Regions from separate parts of the Mus musculus genome. Here region 1 is linked to region 2. A link is a loop called in an ENCODE intact Hi-C map of the cell type or tissue named here. Cell type or tissue: left cerebral cortex. All regions are shown on one strand.

Region 1 (8,000 bases), 89 kb before region 2:
ATGGAGCCATTTCCCCAACTGGGCGCGGCTCCCAACAGAAGCTCCTTTCTCTGTGATAACTCCAGCCTGTGTCAAGTTGACACACAAAACCAGCCAGTACAGTAGGCCCCTACCACAGCCAGTTTTTACTCCGTTTTTGCAGCATCTTTGCCTGCCCCTGTGTCCTCGTCAGCCTTCCCACTTTAATGAGACTTTTATAGTAACTGCCTTCTTATTTCTGGATGGTGCTCCATCTGGGGCCTTGATGATCCTGAAAGACTGTTCTTCTCGGGGCCAGCTGCTCCCTAGAGACAATCCAAAAGGTTTGGATTTCAACTTTCAAACCAGTTGATCCAAAGTCCGTATCCCCATCACCCAGTGCCCCCTCACTGGTGGTTATCCAGCTCTGCCCTAATCATCACTAGGCCAGGCCCCAGGCAGCAGTGGACAAAGCTGCCAAGGCTTGCCAGTCCTCAGTGCGTGCTGCTTTTCCCACTTAACCACAGTAAAGCTCCCTGCCTCCATTTCTCTCTGCCTCCCGACCAGATGGCCCCCGGTGACATGCTGTGAGGGAAAACCCTTCTTCTCAACAGTCATTTCCTCTCAGTCACGCTTCCCAGGCCATGTTAAAACAAGTAACTTATGGCCTGTCCTCAGTTTGGGCCTTGGTAATTCCCGTAGCCTCCTGGTGGTTCCTGGCTCCTGGCCACCAGGACCCCACTTGTGAGCCAGAAGGCAAACCTGCTGCCTGACTCCTGGTTCTTTCTCTTTTCATTTTGTCGAATGCGGCTGAGAACCACACTGGCGGGCACAGCATCTTTGCTCAGGATGCTCGGTTCCCTGTCACCCCCAGGCAGGGTATCCAAGAGGATGGGCATAGTTTGATCATCGCTAGATCCTGATTTAAAACAAAACACCCCGGAGTTTAAAGTGAGAGGGTACCAGCACAAAACTGGAACCGTAACACAGAACGTCCAAGTCATTAGAAGAGCACCGTAATCTGACAAAAGTCAGAAAAGAGGGAGAGAAAAGTACAGTAAGAATCAAACATAAAAGAAAATTAGGAATGTGCTAACCACACCAGGAATCTCAATAAATGGAAGTGAGGTTAAATGTTTTCTTAAATGCCTCTCTGAAATCCAAGAGTATCTGGCTGTAGAAAAAGTCTACATCACACATGACAAGGTACCTCACATTATCATGCATCAGAATGTCACATGGTACCCCATAAGTATGTACCCTATAATTTATATTTGTCAGTTGATGGAAGCTCGGTGTGAAGCTCAGACGAAGAGTTCTTAACTACGTGGGCACAGCTTTGGGGTTTCCCCAGCGTGGCAAAGAAATAAATATAAAAAATTTAAATTGTATGAAAAGGATCTTTTAAGGAAATATTGTTCAGACCGGACAAAAATAGAATTCAAGATTAAAATTACAAGTTTTTTAAAAATCTATTTTTAAAACTATACCTCCTGGGGCCATGGAGATCTCTCAGTGGTTGGGACACAGGTTCTCTTCCAGAAGACCAGGGTTAGTATATTCCCCAGCACGCCCACTGTGCCTGTCATCTGTAACTCCCATTCCAGGGGATCTGATGCCCTCTCTGGCCTTGGGCACCCCTCCGTATGCACACGCATACATACACATAAATAAAAATAAATCTTTTTTTAAAAAAGAAATTGATCACCAGATATCAAAGAAAATCTCAATTCTAAAAATGCAGGATGATCACAACCAAATAACAGCAAGTAACAACGAATAATAATGACAATGTCCAGAGTAATTTATGAACAAGCCTATAAGAATTCGTAGTGTTTGCTTCTTGTAAAAAGAGTTGGAGGTAAACATGAAATTTTTATATTTAGCCACACGAATGAGAGATTGTCTTGATTTTTTTATTAGTGTATACTTTTGAGTTGTTTAAAGTAACAAGTATATAAAGCAACAAATGAATATGAAATAAAAGCTCCTACCAATTGACGGGGCAGGGGGACTTAAAATTGAATTACTTAGAAATAAAGTCACGACAGTTGTTACATATCAAAACCTCTGCTCAAGGGCAAAACAGTAGCCAGTGCACTTATATAGTCCGAAGCACACAGACTAGGGAAGAACAAAGCTGCCTAAAATGTAAACAGAGACCAATCCTGAGAAAAGATAAGGATAAGTAAGGATAGCATTGAAGGGAGACGAAACTGTTATTTTCTACTGCAGTAAACGTCCAAGAGAAGCTACTGAGCCAGTAATCCAGTGAGTAAGAATAAAACAGTGGGGTGCTCTTGCTCCTCCTGCTGGCGAGGATGTGTAGGGGAAAAGGCCCTTGCTTATGTTAAGAGGGCAGTAAATTGCTTTATCACAGAGAGCAGTCAGGCTCTGCAGGTTAGCCTGTTGTCCATGGACAAGTAGCCTCACCGATAGGTCCTCTAGAGCAAGACTTTCATAAGTGCTGTTAAGAAGAGTCTCCAGTCTCTGGATGGCCTGTCCTTCAGCTCTGTTCCATACTTTGTCTCCATATTTCCTCCTGTGAGTATTTTGTTCCCCCTTCTAAGAAGGACTGAAGCATCCACACTTTGGTCTTCCTTCTTCTTGGGCTTCATGTGGTCTGTGAATTGAAACTTGGATATTCTGAACTTTTGGGCAAATGTCCAGTTATCAGTGAGTGCATACCATGTGTGTTCTTTTGTGATTGGGTTACCTCACTCAGGATGATATTTTCAAGTTCTATCCATTTGCCTTCGAATTTCATGAAGTCAATGTTTTTAATAGCTGAGTAGTACTCCATTGTGTAAATGTATCACATTTTCTGTATCCATTCCTCTGTTGAGGGATATCTGGGTTGTTTCCAGCTTCTATTATAAATATGACTGCTATGAACATAGTGGAGCATGTGTCCTTATTACAAGTTGGAGCATCTTCTGGGTATATGCCCAGGAGAGGTATTGCTGGATCCTCCGGTAATACTATGTCCAATTATCTGAGGAACCACCAGACTGATTTCCAGAGTGGTTGTACCAGCTTGCAATCCCTCCAGCAATGGAGGAGTGTTCCACTTTCTCTACATCCTGGGGGTCCATCCCATATTCAGTCACCAAACCCAGACACTATTATGCTATTGTGGATGCCGGGAAGTGCTTGCTGATGGGAGCCTGATATGGCTGTCTCCCGAGAGTCTCTGCCAGAGCCTGACATACAGGGGTGGATGCTCGCAGCCAACCATTGGACCGATAGAGGAGTTGGAGAAGGGACTGAAGGAGCTAGGTGCAGGGGTTGGGGGATTTACAGCCCCATGCAGGGAGCAACAGTGTCAATCTGCCAGATCCCCTGGAGCTCCTGGGGACTGGACCACCAACCAACACATGGAGGTACCCATGGCTCTGGCTACATATGTGGCAGAGGATGGCCTTGTTGGACATCAGTGGGAGGAGCAGCCCTAGGTCTGAGGGAGTTGGATGCCCCAGTGTAGAGGAATGCCAGGGCAGGAAGGTGGGAGTGGGTGGGTGAGGGAGCACCCTCATAGAGGCAGGGGAGGAGGGATGGGATAGGGGGTTTCCAGAAGGGAGACCTGGAAAGGGGATAACATTTGAAATGTAAATAAGGAAAATATCTAATAAAAGAATATATATATACACACACACATATATGAAGAAGAGTCTCCATGGAAGCTGGGTGAGGCAAAGAATTGGCATGAGACCAACGGCATCTAGCTAGGGAGATGGCTCAGTGGGTTAATCACTTTCTGTGCAAGTGTGAAGACTTGAGTTTGGATCCCGGTACCCACACAAAGCAGGACACCACAGTGCTTCTGTAATTGAAGAACTCCCAAGGCAAGATGGTAGGCAGCCACAAGGGAATCCCTGGAAGTGTGTGGGCCAGCTAGGCACCAGCGAGCAAGCACTGTGTATCACACAGTGTGGAAAGTATGAACCAACCCCAAGCTGGTAAGTGATCCTCACACGTGCACTGTGACATATCACATGAAGTCACACACAAATATGCATGCACATACATACGCGAATGTGAGTGCACACATACACCCGGCAAAGGGGGGGGAGTGTACACAAACAGGAAGACACAGGTAACACTGAAAAGAAACTAGGCTGAGACGCACAGGGGCAGGAGGCACAGAGAAGAGCTTAGCAAGCAGTGGCCATCAGCAGAGAAAACTCTTGACTTGACAACCCTCAGCCAGAGGTTAGCAGGTAGGTCAACTCCCAGAGTCACCTATACTCTATACCTACCTATACAACCTATATAGGTATAATACTCTATACCTACCGCTGACCTCGGCCCAGGGAGATCTGTACTTGGCGAGTTGTGAGCCATGAGGACGGGGTCTCGGCTTGAACATATCTCAGCGCTGTGGTTGCTCTCCCACTGGAGTGTATACTCAGGATACACCCCACAGCTAGAACATGAACTACCCCAGGGGCTGCTTACAGTCAGGCTGTCCTGGAGCACAGACACCTGCTCAGCTCCCACACTGCAAAGCTACGTGTGGCCAGCAGAGGCCCCCAGTGTACAAAGAAGGCAAGCCATAAAGAGGAGGCGACTCCGGGAGCCATCAGATCTGCAGGGTAGTGGCTCAGTAGAGGCAATGACTGCAGAAAGGGCAAAGTGCACAGTTGGGCTGATGCTCCTCGCTAGTTTCTTCTTTCCTCTTCTCCCATTTTATTTTTAACTGTTTTTAGTAGTATTTTTACTTTATTGTGTCAAAACAATTAATACGTGGTTTTATTCTTTATGCCCTTTTATAGCTCAATCTTGTCAATTCACTTTTCTTTTCCAAGTTAAAAAAAAGATTCCCTTTTTTAAAAATTTTATTTTATGTGTGTAAGTGTTTTGCTTGCACTTATGTCTGTGTACCACATCCATGCCCATTGGCTGTGGAGGCCAGAAGAGGACATTTGGAGTTATAGATGGTTGTGAGCTGCCATGTTGAGAATTAAACCCAAGTCCTCTGGAAGAGCAGGAAATGGTCTCAACCATTGTGCCATCTCTCCAGCCCTCATGCAGTTTTTTCTTGTTACTGGACAAATTTTTTACCCCACTCCCAATTCTCAAAAAAGTTTATTTGAGTCCCCTGCTGCAATACTTACGGGCAGTTTCTCCCTCTCACACAGTTATAACTGCACAGAAAACTATGTGCAGAATAGAATCTTAGCTCCCCCCCCCCCGCCCGCCACAGCTGTTTTGACTTATCTTATTAGTTTCATTTTTTTTTAAAATCTAGCATTTAAAATTTTTATTCCTCTTCTTACATGGGTGTGATTTTGTTTTTTAAGCTTTCTAATTACTGGGAGATCTTATGCTAATCTGTTTTTATCATCTCTTACTCCTCGTTCTTGCTCTTCAAAGCATTCTGCTCTGCTTCGTTTCTCTCTTCCCTCTTTAACTTGCTCTCCTGTTGTCCTTCCTTCTTTCTACGTCTTTCCTTCCTCTCATTGACTGTCCCCGCATTTGCTCTAACTTTCTAACCTGACAGCTCATTCTGCATTGCGTTAGACATTTCCAGGCTTAGATCAGTTTTGGTCCTGCTTGGGGCTCTAACTGCTTTTCAGTCATTCTGTATGTTGCAGGGTTTGAGATCCTTGTTACAATAGTTTTCTTTCTTTGCTCTGAGCAGCGTTGGGGATTCAGCCCTCTAGACTAGACTGCTCACAGGAAGATTCCCCAAAAAAGCTGGAAGAGAGGTCCCACTAACAAAGTCACAGGACAGAAGCGTGTGGAAAAGCCAGGTAACATGACCCTTCAAAAGAGCCCAACTCTCCAGTCACTGAATTCAAAGCCACCAAGGTAGGCAAGAGACACAGGTTTCAGACGTTTACTTGTAAGACTGACCAGTGACTCCAGAGGATACAGACAACAGGTGGGCTGAATCCAGGACCCAGAGAAGACGGTCAGGCTCATGGAAGGAAATGTCAGCAAATGGACGAGAGAGTCAGTATGTATGCACTAGTTAGCAGCATGGCAGGAAAATTCAACAAAGAACATTAGAGTCTGAAAACAAAACAGAAGTGTTGGAAATGAAAATTTTGAAGGGGGAAAAAAACCAAAAAAACAAAACAAACCAACACAGTCACTCGTGGTAGACGAACATCCTGAACCAAGCAGAAGAAAGAACGTTAAGATGGAGAATGGAGGGCTGGAGAGACGGCTCAGCGTTTAAGAGCACTGATTGCTCTTCCAGAGGTCCTGTGTTCAATTCCCAGCAACCACATGGTCGCTCACAACCATCTGCAATGGGATCTGGTGCCCTCTTCTGGTTTGTCTGAAGACAGCTACAGTGTACTCATCCTCATAAAATAAATAAATAAATCTTTTTTTAAAAAAGAGATTTGAACATTTTATTTAAAAAAAAAAAAAAAATGGTGGATGGAGTTGAGGAAATTCGGAGTTCAAGTGTCAGCATCCGAAAAGAAGCTGAGCTGTGATGAAGCGATCAGAGACAGACCAGCCTACAGGAGCTGTGCTAAAACCAGGAGGCAGAGTCTGCTCAGTAAAGTCAGAGCGGCAACTTCCCGAACTAGACAAAGAGTGGACGCCCAAACGGTGGCATTTAGAGCCCAGACCAGAGAGCCTCTCCACGACCTACCAGGGTTCAGAATCCAGCATGCAAAGCAAAGACACATGTGAGGCGCTGCAAAGGAAACTGCCAACAAATCCTTGTAAACGCTAGGAAGGCAGTCCAGTGATGTGCCCAACCGGCAAAGCACCGTGGCCAGACCCAAGCCTCCCTAGGACCCACGGTAGGAGAAACCTGACATCAGAAAGTTAGCTTCCGGGCATGGTGCGCGCATGCGCATACACTGAGTCTGAGCGAGAATGCGCCTCTCCTTTCGCTTTATGGGTTCTAGAGCTCAAACTCAGGACATCAGGCAAAGTGACAGCACCCTTACCAGCTGAGTCTTCTTGCCAGCCTTGTTTTTCATGAACAGAACAGGGTCTCACTGTGTTGCCAAGGCTAGACTTGAACTTCTGAACACCACTGATCTTCCTGACTCCCCAGAGGTTGGGAATCTGGGCAAACACCCCTATGTCTGGCCTGTTGGTAACATCTCGCCTTAATAGTGTACATTGTTTTCCACTTATGGGCCAATATCGGCGCACCATCATTTGAGCTTCATAGTTTTACATTAGGTCCGTGCTGCGCTATGCCGGTTTGCTGGGTCTTGACAGATGTGTGACAACAATTGTTCATCATTACAGTGTCATACAGAGTTGTTTCCCTGCCCTAAAAACCCCTCCAGTGCACCTGCCGTGCCTACATCTCACCTCAAGGCCGTGCCACGCCCTGATGGTTTATTGTTCCAAGGTTTTGCCCTTCTGGACAGTCCCTGTGATAATAGACTCAGACATTGTAGGGTTTGTCCGTTCACTTCCCCTTTTTAGTGAAATAAATACACCCCCTGTAAGCATCTGTGTGCAGCTTTGTGTGTGGACATGGTTTCTAGCAGATGTATCTGAGTGTGACTCCTGAGTCGTGCTGGGTCGGACTGTTTAGTTTTGTACAGAGCTGCAGAGCTGTCTTCAGGCCAGTCTTCCTCAAAGCGAGCAGCAGAGGAGAGAGCTCCTGCCGCCCCACCCTTGCTTGTGACCGTCAGAACCTTGGATGTCAGCCATTCTAAGAGGTGTGTGTACCCTGGTCCCTGCGGTGGCTTCCATCTGTGCCTCCCTAGTGACGTGTGACGTCTCGCAGCTGCTCCCACGCACGTTTGCCATCTGCCACTCTTCATAAGACGTGCAGCCCAGGTGACAGCTGGGGGCTCCTGGCCCCTCAAAAGTCAGATAAGATTTATTAAATCCTGTATTCCAAGCCTGTGAAAGTGCTAATGCCGCCCAGAGAGAAATGAAGGCTAGGAGAAGCTTCTAGAAGTGGAGGCATTCACCACACTTACGGTTTCTGTGGAACACGTGAGTGCCTTCCAGTCGGCATCATGTGGTCTCCAGTAGGTGGGGCAGGTACTATTTATTACTATTATTCCTTGAAAAATGGAACTGCTGAGGTAAATCATTCCAGCTTG
Region 2 (8,000 bases):
CGGATGGCTTTTGCCTGGGAGGAAAGGGAGTGGCTGGCGGCGCAGGCGCGATCGAGGCCGACTGGAACCAAGGCTTTTATTGCTGTAGTTTATTTCCACCCCCTTCCCTCCTGTTCTCTCTCCCTCTTTCTTTTTTCCGCCCTAGCTGGATCTGTGTTGGAGGAGAGGAAAAGAGACAGAGGATTGCATCTGTTTTGAAATCTCCTAATAGCAAGACCAGTTAAGGGATTGTACCTTTTTCCTACAAATATAAATATATATATATTTTAAACCAAGTCTTTTTTTTTCCGGCTATCTTTGCTTTAAAGCTGTCCTCTTGAGATTACTTCCTCCCGCCCCCCGGAGAGATGTCTTATCAGGGGAAGAAAAATATTCCACGCATCACGGTAAGTTTGGTACTTGAGAAAGGCGAGCAACCTTTTGTGACATAGACTATCTAAGAAATGTATTTCAAAGGCGAAGGAAAGAGACTCAACTTTTCCTTCTTGTTGCCAACGTAGGCGATGGTGGTGAAGGTGGGGGTTGGGGTTGAAGATGCAATAACAGTTATAAGGCACGCAATTTGCAAGGCATTGAAATAGGTGCGAGGATGCATGGAGGTAGCCTTGGGTAGCGCGCCAGATCCGCTGTATCTTTCATTGTCAGCACGAGATGCTGCAGCGCTGCCCGCGGGGTGCAAGCAAATGGATGCCAGATTGAATATGCATGGTCGACGCTCTGATATTGTTCTCCGACTGCGAGCGGAGAGGCTGGGATCCGGGAGCTTGGGGGTGTGGGGAGCTGGGAAAACAGATTCTCCCGTTTCTTCCGCCCCCTCCAGAAAGAGCTTTCTGGAGCCTTCCTCCTGTGAGAAAGAGCGAGTTCCAGCCCGGAGGCGTCATGACAGGGAGGGATGCTGGAAAGGGCAGGGTGAACCGGGATGATGAGGAGGGACTCAATGATGAGCAGAGAAGGGCGGGAGCTTTTTGTGGACGCGGAGGACCCGTGGAACCCTCTGGTTTGAGGCTGGGGTCTTGGCAGGGTTTCCGGCTCTCTTTTTCGTCTTTTCTGCTCCTTCCGCCACCAGGGAGGCGGCCGTGGTGGCGCATACAAAGCGGGCTGGGCGGGTGGGCGCTGGGGACAGCAGCGAGCAAGCTCGCGGAGGTAATGGCGCTGGCTGCGACTCGCGTCTCACGCAGATGGCCCGGCTGGTTCCAGACAATGATCGTGGTGGCCGAGATGCCGTCCTCTTTCAGGGCCTCCATCCCCGACAAGCACCTCTGCGAGGAATTTACGATGCTTCGGGGATGCAGAGGGTGGTGCCCTGCCCTCCCCCTCTCTTTGCATCTTTTACTGAAAAAAAAAAAATCTCACCAGTCTAATTTTCTACATCCTTGGAGATTCCAGGCAGGGAGAATCGCCAAGGAAATTCATTGTTATATAATGCTGTGCGATAGCACTGGCCAGGTTGGACCCAGGGATATGCAGATGCGAAGGCATCTCAAATAGGGAAGATGAGTTTTAAGGCGGGATTTGAGGATGAGATTTTGCTCTGCTTGTCTCTGGGACCCTGGGACCTCGGCCTCTTTTTCCTTGGTGCACAAGGACACACCCATCTGCAGTAGGAACTGTTGCCCAGAGGAGGGGGCGTGTGCCTGAGGTTTCTAGCTTGGGCTGAGTTGTTTTTAGGCGAGGGTGGGTACTAGCCTTTTCTCAAGGCACCCCACCCCCCAACCCTCGCGCGCAAATCCTCGGTACCAGATCCCAAAGGGCTGACACACCGGATGCATGTTAAATGTTCATCGCGCTGAAGGATGGCATCTGAGCAGTGGGGGTGGGGAGATTTCCAGCAAACCTCACGATTTGCTGTTTTCGTGCACGATCAAGACAAAAATCTTTTGACAGTATGGAAGGGGAAAATAGGCAACCAACAAGACTACTTTTTAAAAGAGTGCCCTCTCCATTCTTTAAAGTTATCTAGTTCTGTGCCCTAGGACCTATTAGTTCAATCCCTCTGTCACTGTGGCCAGTCTCTTATGTAAGAAGCCTTCTAGAAGGCTCTAGGTTGAACAGACTATAATTCCGACTCCCCTCCCCCGCCCGTTGGCTGGGAACTCACAGTGATGTTTTGTGACAGGTATTGCTATGAGGAAGGGGAGGTGGTAAAGAGCAGGACTTCTTGACTCCCACACCACAGCCAGTTCCCTCAGGGGAGAAAGGAGGGACCCTTGCAGGCTGAAGCCTCAGTTTCCTCACAGTCATAGAATCTTGCTCCATTCACTCCAGAGAAGTTCCAAGGCTCTGATAGCATGATATGTATGTGGGGTAGGTTTAATAAAGATTTTTTTTTTTGTTTACCCTCTCCGTGTTGATGGTTTTCAAGGGCTTTCCCAATGCCTTCACCTGAATAGATGACCCTACAGTGTAAAACTAAACTGATCTAGTTTTTCAACTTAACAGAAACAATAAACATTTTCCAAGCCCAATAATGGCTACATTTGTGCGCCACTGTATCTTGTTTTCTTTGTTCTGTAGCATTCTATGAATCTTTTAAGGAAACTCTATAGTTTCCTTTTCTTGGTAGTTGCAAAATGCAAGTGGCACTTTCTGAGATTGTACTTTGTAACCGAGTTCTGGGTTGACTCTTATCTAGATGAATGCTGTTCTGAAAAGTGCAGTGTAGGGCATGGCTCTGCTTGTACAGTTTATACCTATTCTGAAATAATAAACCTGTACATCCTCCCAGCCCGAGGTGGTGACACTGCATGCATCCCGCCCACAGTATTTTGGATAGCTGTGCATCAGAACAAAGCGTTTTTTTTTTTTTTTTTTTTTTTTTTTCATACTCTTGGCTTTTTCAGTTGGATTATCGTTATTTATTTATTTATTTATTTACTTACTTTACATAAAAGTGGACCAACCATCTGTAGTGGTATTAGACATAAAATCCCCCGCATCTCTAATTTATCATGAAGCTCTGTTTCTACCTGTTAAATGGGTGTGTGTTTTTATAGCCCCTCCCCTGCCCACTGCACTTGCTGTGATTCACCACACAGATAAATGAGGACGGAGTGGACGCGCTGAGCTGAAAACTTGTTATGGCCGATGTTCCTGTGTTTGTGTAGCATCTGCTATGACAACAGACTTTTGGTCAGTTTTCCCCGACAAAAACTTTGCCAAGACATGACTTTCCTACATGTGGGTGGAATTTTCTTTAATTAATTATTTTTTAAAAGATGAGGTTTAGCCAAATATAATTTCAGAAGGATTGTCTTCCTTTGCTGGGGTGTTCTGTAATGCCCCTTTTGTTTTGGACTCTAAGGCGTTCTTTAAAAGGTGGTTGTTTGTCAGGGGTGAGCGCTGTCAGTGCCTTCTGATGAATCAGGCAATGAACGGCTTGTCTAGCGTAGGTTCACCTTGGTTAAGGTACCTTCCAAAATCTCCTGGCTTTGAGCATCACTCTTGAATGGTAAAAAGCATGCCCTTCACCTCCCTTTCCTCGGGACTGATTGATGCTTCTCCTGCGGCAGTTATGTGTTGTGACTTGGTTCCCCTCTCTGTTACAGAGCGATCGTCTTCTGATCAAAGGTGGCAAGATTGTGAATGATGACCAGTCCTTCTATGCAGACATATACATGGAAGATGGGTTGATCAAGTAAGTACGATTCATTGCTATGTGGAGGTGTGTGTATGTGTGTGTGTGTGTGTGTGTGTGTGTGTGTGTGTATGTATGTGTATATATACATGCATTCCCCCCCCCCCTTCCCAGTGTTCCTAAGCTTCCACTTCTTTCATGTAGTAGTCTCAAGCTTTAATGACTCCAAGAGTCACTGAGCTTGGGCTGGGAATGTTGTAACATTGGTAGAATGTGCATCTGGCATCAGTCAGGCACTGCCAAGAACCAAAAAGTGACCAATTTAGCATATTTTAAGCTTGTTTTTATTGGTGGTAATTAATAAATTTGGAGATTCAGATTCGGGGAATTCGAAGTCACAGCACACACAAACACCCATGTATTATGTAATCTACTATTTTTAACAGAGGTGACCCAGCGTCCCCCTGTTGCCAGTTCATATACTTGGTTTGTGATAGGCTACACTGCAGTTATTTGGGATGGAGTACTCAGGCATAGGACATAAATGTGGAATGCAGCTGCAGCCTGTCCTGTTAAGATGTGTATCTGCTTGCTTAGTCAGGAAGGGCCACAGGACACTGAGTTAATTACCAGCACCTCAGACAAATGACTGCCTAATCTTAGAAGGATTTTAGATTTCATTTCTTTATTTGTTTAAAAAAATTTCTTGTAGATTTATTTCATGTATATGAATATGTTGCTTCTGTGTATGTATGTGCACCATGGGTGTGCCTGTTGTGCCCTTGAAAGTCAGAAGAGGGCATTGGATCCTGTGAAACAGGATGGTTGTGAGCCACCTTGTGGGTGTGGGGAATTGAACCTATGTCCTTTGGAAGAGAAGCAAGTGATCTTAATCCTTGAGCCATCTCTCCGGCCCTAAGGTTCAATTCTTGAAGTGGTTCCTAGCACAGATAAGACCACTCTGTGTTGCTTGTGCACTGGGTTCTGAGTTTGGGTATTTTGGGACTCTGGAGGGTTAATTGAACAGTGTACAACAATATCTTCATGCCTTTCCTCTGGGGACAGCTCACAGGCTCTGGAGAGAGAGAGAGCACATCTGCTCAAAGACAAACATCACAGGGAATGACATCTTGTAAATAAGCAGTGTTCATCAAACTCCAGCAGCAAGTGAGCCTGGAGAAGGGCGAGCTGGACAGGCTCTGATTGCTTGGAAGCTCATATCCTGACTTAGGAAGCCAAAATGGATCTTAGTGTTTCCATAGCTAATGCTTTCTCCATGTGTGTTTGTCTGTAACAGTCCCAGCTTTGAGCAATCACAGGCTATGACTTTCTTATTCCTTTGGCATCCCAGTCATAGGAGAGTGTGATGGGTCTGGCTGAAGGACACTGGCTTGGAATGGAACAGCCTGATGATACTATTTTTAGGATAGTTCACTTGTCTGAGAAATTCAGCTCTTCCTTTATTCATTCTTCTTTTTAAAAATTGGTGGAAAGATGTAGTAAAATTAAAAAAAAAAATTTTTTTTTTTAATAGGATGAGGAGATCTTGTCTCAAGGATAAAACTCTACAGCCGGGTGTGGTAGCACACACTTTTCAATCCCACATCTTCGGAGGTATAGGCAGGCTGTTCTCTGAGTTTGAGATTAACTTGGTCTACATAGTGAGTTCTAGGGCAGCCAGGGCTCTGAGAGAGACACTATCTCAGATACAACACAACACACAAAAACCTCACAAACAGAAAGAGCCGCCACAAGCCCCCCTTCCCCCAGTGGGTATGATGAGCGTCCCCAGCACCGCCACCATGGATGTTTGTTTTCTTACCTTTATCTGAGTCCATGAGCACCTGCTTTCCACATTGTAGTTGCTGGAATTACAGTGTTTACTTTTTCCTTTTTTTTTTTTTTTTTGCTTTTGCTCTCTCTCTCTCTATCCACTCTACCACCTCCATTTTTCCCACATTGAAAAGGAAAAATAGGGCAAACAGATGTTGGGAGAGAGAGTCAGCTCTAGAGTGAGTTGTTATTGGAAAACTAGCCGAATGGGGGTTGTCGGGAGATGGCGGAGCGAATGTTATGCAAGTGTTTTGGGGCTTTGTCATTATTCAATCTTAGAGGTTTCTGATAACTTGGCATTGAATGGGGAATTTGCTGCCTCGTGTAAGTTACCGTTGGGTTTAGTCCAGGTGGGCTAGGAACTCACTCTGTAGCCAAGGCTGACCTTGAACTAGATATAATTCTCATGTCAGCCTTTCAAGCGCTGGGATTATATGAGCCCCTGTGCCTAGCTTCCTAGTTCATTCTGCATGAAGGTGAGAATGAGGATGAGGAGTGGGCGGGGGCTCCCATGAAAGATTAGAGTAACAACCCAAAAAGCACTCGTCGTGCAGGGAAGGTATGCTTACAGTTTAATGAAAACAGATTGTCAGATCCAATTTGGTTCCACATTTCCCTGGCACCTCTCTCTCACCAACTCTGCTTTCTTAGGCAAATAGGAGAAAACCTGATTGTACCAGGAGGGGTGAAGACCATCGAAGCCCACTCCAGAATGGTGATTCCCGGAGGGATTGACGTGCATACTCGCTTCCAGATGCCTGACCAGGGAATGACATCCGCTGATGACTTCTTCCAGGGAACCAAGGCGGCCCTGGCCGGGGGAACCACCATGATCAGTAAGACTTGGGCGCCATCAGTTTTAACCTGGATTCAGGGCAGTCTGAAAATGAGCCTGTGACACTAGAATCTTCCCTTGGGTGAACGGAGCAGAGGTTTGATCTACCCAATAAGGAGACCACAGAGAGTGAACTGTCTTTATTTCCTTAGCCTTACTTTCTCCTAAGCTTTGTTCCTGCAGTTGAACGTGATGGTGAGCTTCTACGAAAAGGTAGAGGATGAGAGGAGGCCTAGCTGCTTGATTGTCTTTGACACTTTTGTCCTCCTTGACCTCAAAATGTGTCTGGGTTATGAAAGTATGGCATTTGAAGTCATAAATATTAGATTATAAAACTTATAAGGATTCTTCTCAGAATGAAGATAGAATAGGGAAGAATTTTCTGTTTTTTTTTTTCTTTTGTTTGTTTGTTTTTTCTTTTTCTTTTTTTTTTTCAGACAAGGTCTTAAGTAGCCCAGGCTGGCCTCAATCCCTCTGTATTATACCTGAGGTTTGTTCCTGATCTTCATGTCCCTGCCTCCCAAATGCTGGGGTGATAGGCATATGCCACCACACTCAGACGCAATGGCGTGTTCGACTGAAACCTCTATTCCAATGACAGGGAGGTCCATCAAGGGAGTACTATTCTATTCTGCTCTGGACACTGAATGAGATGGGCTACTGTGCTGGGAACAAGACCCACTGATATGCTTTGTCTGTGAGATAGGAAAGCTGTAGGCACCCACAGTGGTGTGCTTTTATGGCGTCCCTCTCAGGGTTTTGTGTTCTTGATTCAACCAAGTCTAAAGTGTATTCGCCAGACAAGGCAGCTGTGTTCAGAGCTTGCTTGTGAGTGGTTTGAGTCCAGCAAGCCTTTTGACTGGTGGGCTGGGGGAGGTGAAGGAGCTGCACAGTGGCCTAGCAGAGTCCTTTGTTAGAAAGGGACGTTGTCCAAAGACGTCCAAAGAAAGAACTGACGTTGTCAGTTCTCTGTGTCATGGAGGGAAAGTTTAGCGGGGTTGGGACCAACACTGAAAGAGCCCCACAGTTTGTGCTTTTTGAGGCCTGTCTTCCTGGGTGTTTTTTCAGTGATGACTGTGGCTTTGGGGGTCTCATCATTTTCCTGAAACCAGAGGCGTAATGTCCTGTGGCTCCTGCATTTTAAATTAGAACCAGCTCCCTGTTGTTCCTATCATCCTGGTTTTCAGTCTGAAGTGTTGGGGACAGCCCTCTGTTCCCAGACAGATCCTCCAGGGGTGGTTCTTGCCGCTCTGCCTTGGGAGTGACGTTCTTGGGAGAGCCTTTCATGGATAGCCCCATCTTGGCTTGCTGGTCTCTTTGGCTTCTTGGCATCCCACTGACTGAGCGGTCACTTCCTGATCCCTCCCCATTTTTTTTTTCTGAGTGAACCAAAAGAAATCCAGACCACTCTAATATCAGATAGAAAGGCCAAATCAGGGTGGTAACCAGCCTTGAGTTGAAGTGGACACCAAGGAGGCCTGTGCTGTGGCCTCTGTGGATTAGCATTCCACAGACAACATTTTCCCAGGGAGTGGTCGGTTACAATAAGCATTGCCATGCCTCTGTGACAGGAAAGTACCCTTCACTAGGAATCAGGAGTCTAGGGATCTGGTCTCTTCTCAGCATGAACTTGCTGGGCATTAGATCTCATCTGTACAGTAAGTATTTACATAGCTAATACTTTCTTCTCATTCCCACACTTAACAATGCAATATATATATATATACACACACATATACACACACGCACACACACACA

Evidence for each region. Hi-C counts contacts between places; a loop is a spot of excess contacts. Peaks named below come from ENCODE experiments on the same cell type or tissue, not always from the same donor. Only the 100,000 strongest peaks of a DNase experiment are listed, where the experiment ranks them.
Region 1: it touches region 2 in a loop (2.7-fold over the local background); 12 of 42 quality-filtered maps call a loop at or near these places.

What each region holds. Positions count from the first base shown.
Region 1 is chr14:66,949,795-66,957,794 of GRCm38, reverse strand. No RefSeq gene overlaps it. Among named protein-coding and RNA genes, the nearest start is that of Gm24258, 17 kb to the left of the region's middle. In left cerebral cortex, CTCF peaks have their summits at 2,266 (motif pointing left), 4,477 (motif pointing right) and 6,234 (motif pointing left); DNase peaks (open chromatin) are centred at 243, 4,478 and 7,608.
Region 2 is chr14:66,860,716-66,868,715 of GRCm38, reverse strand. It overlaps Dpysl2 (dihydropyrimidinase-like 2), which reads left to right. Exons shown (of 14, transcript NM_001378767.1): 2 at 3,546-3,634; 3 at 6,059-6,243. Among named protein-coding and RNA genes, the nearest start is that of Gm5464, 4.1 kb to the left of the region's middle. In left cerebral cortex, a CTCF peak has its summit at 3,052; DNase peaks (open chromatin) are centred at 1,561, 2,016, 3,017, 4,647 and 2 more places; H3K4me3 peaks cover 4,196 bases; H3K27ac peaks cover 4,389 bases.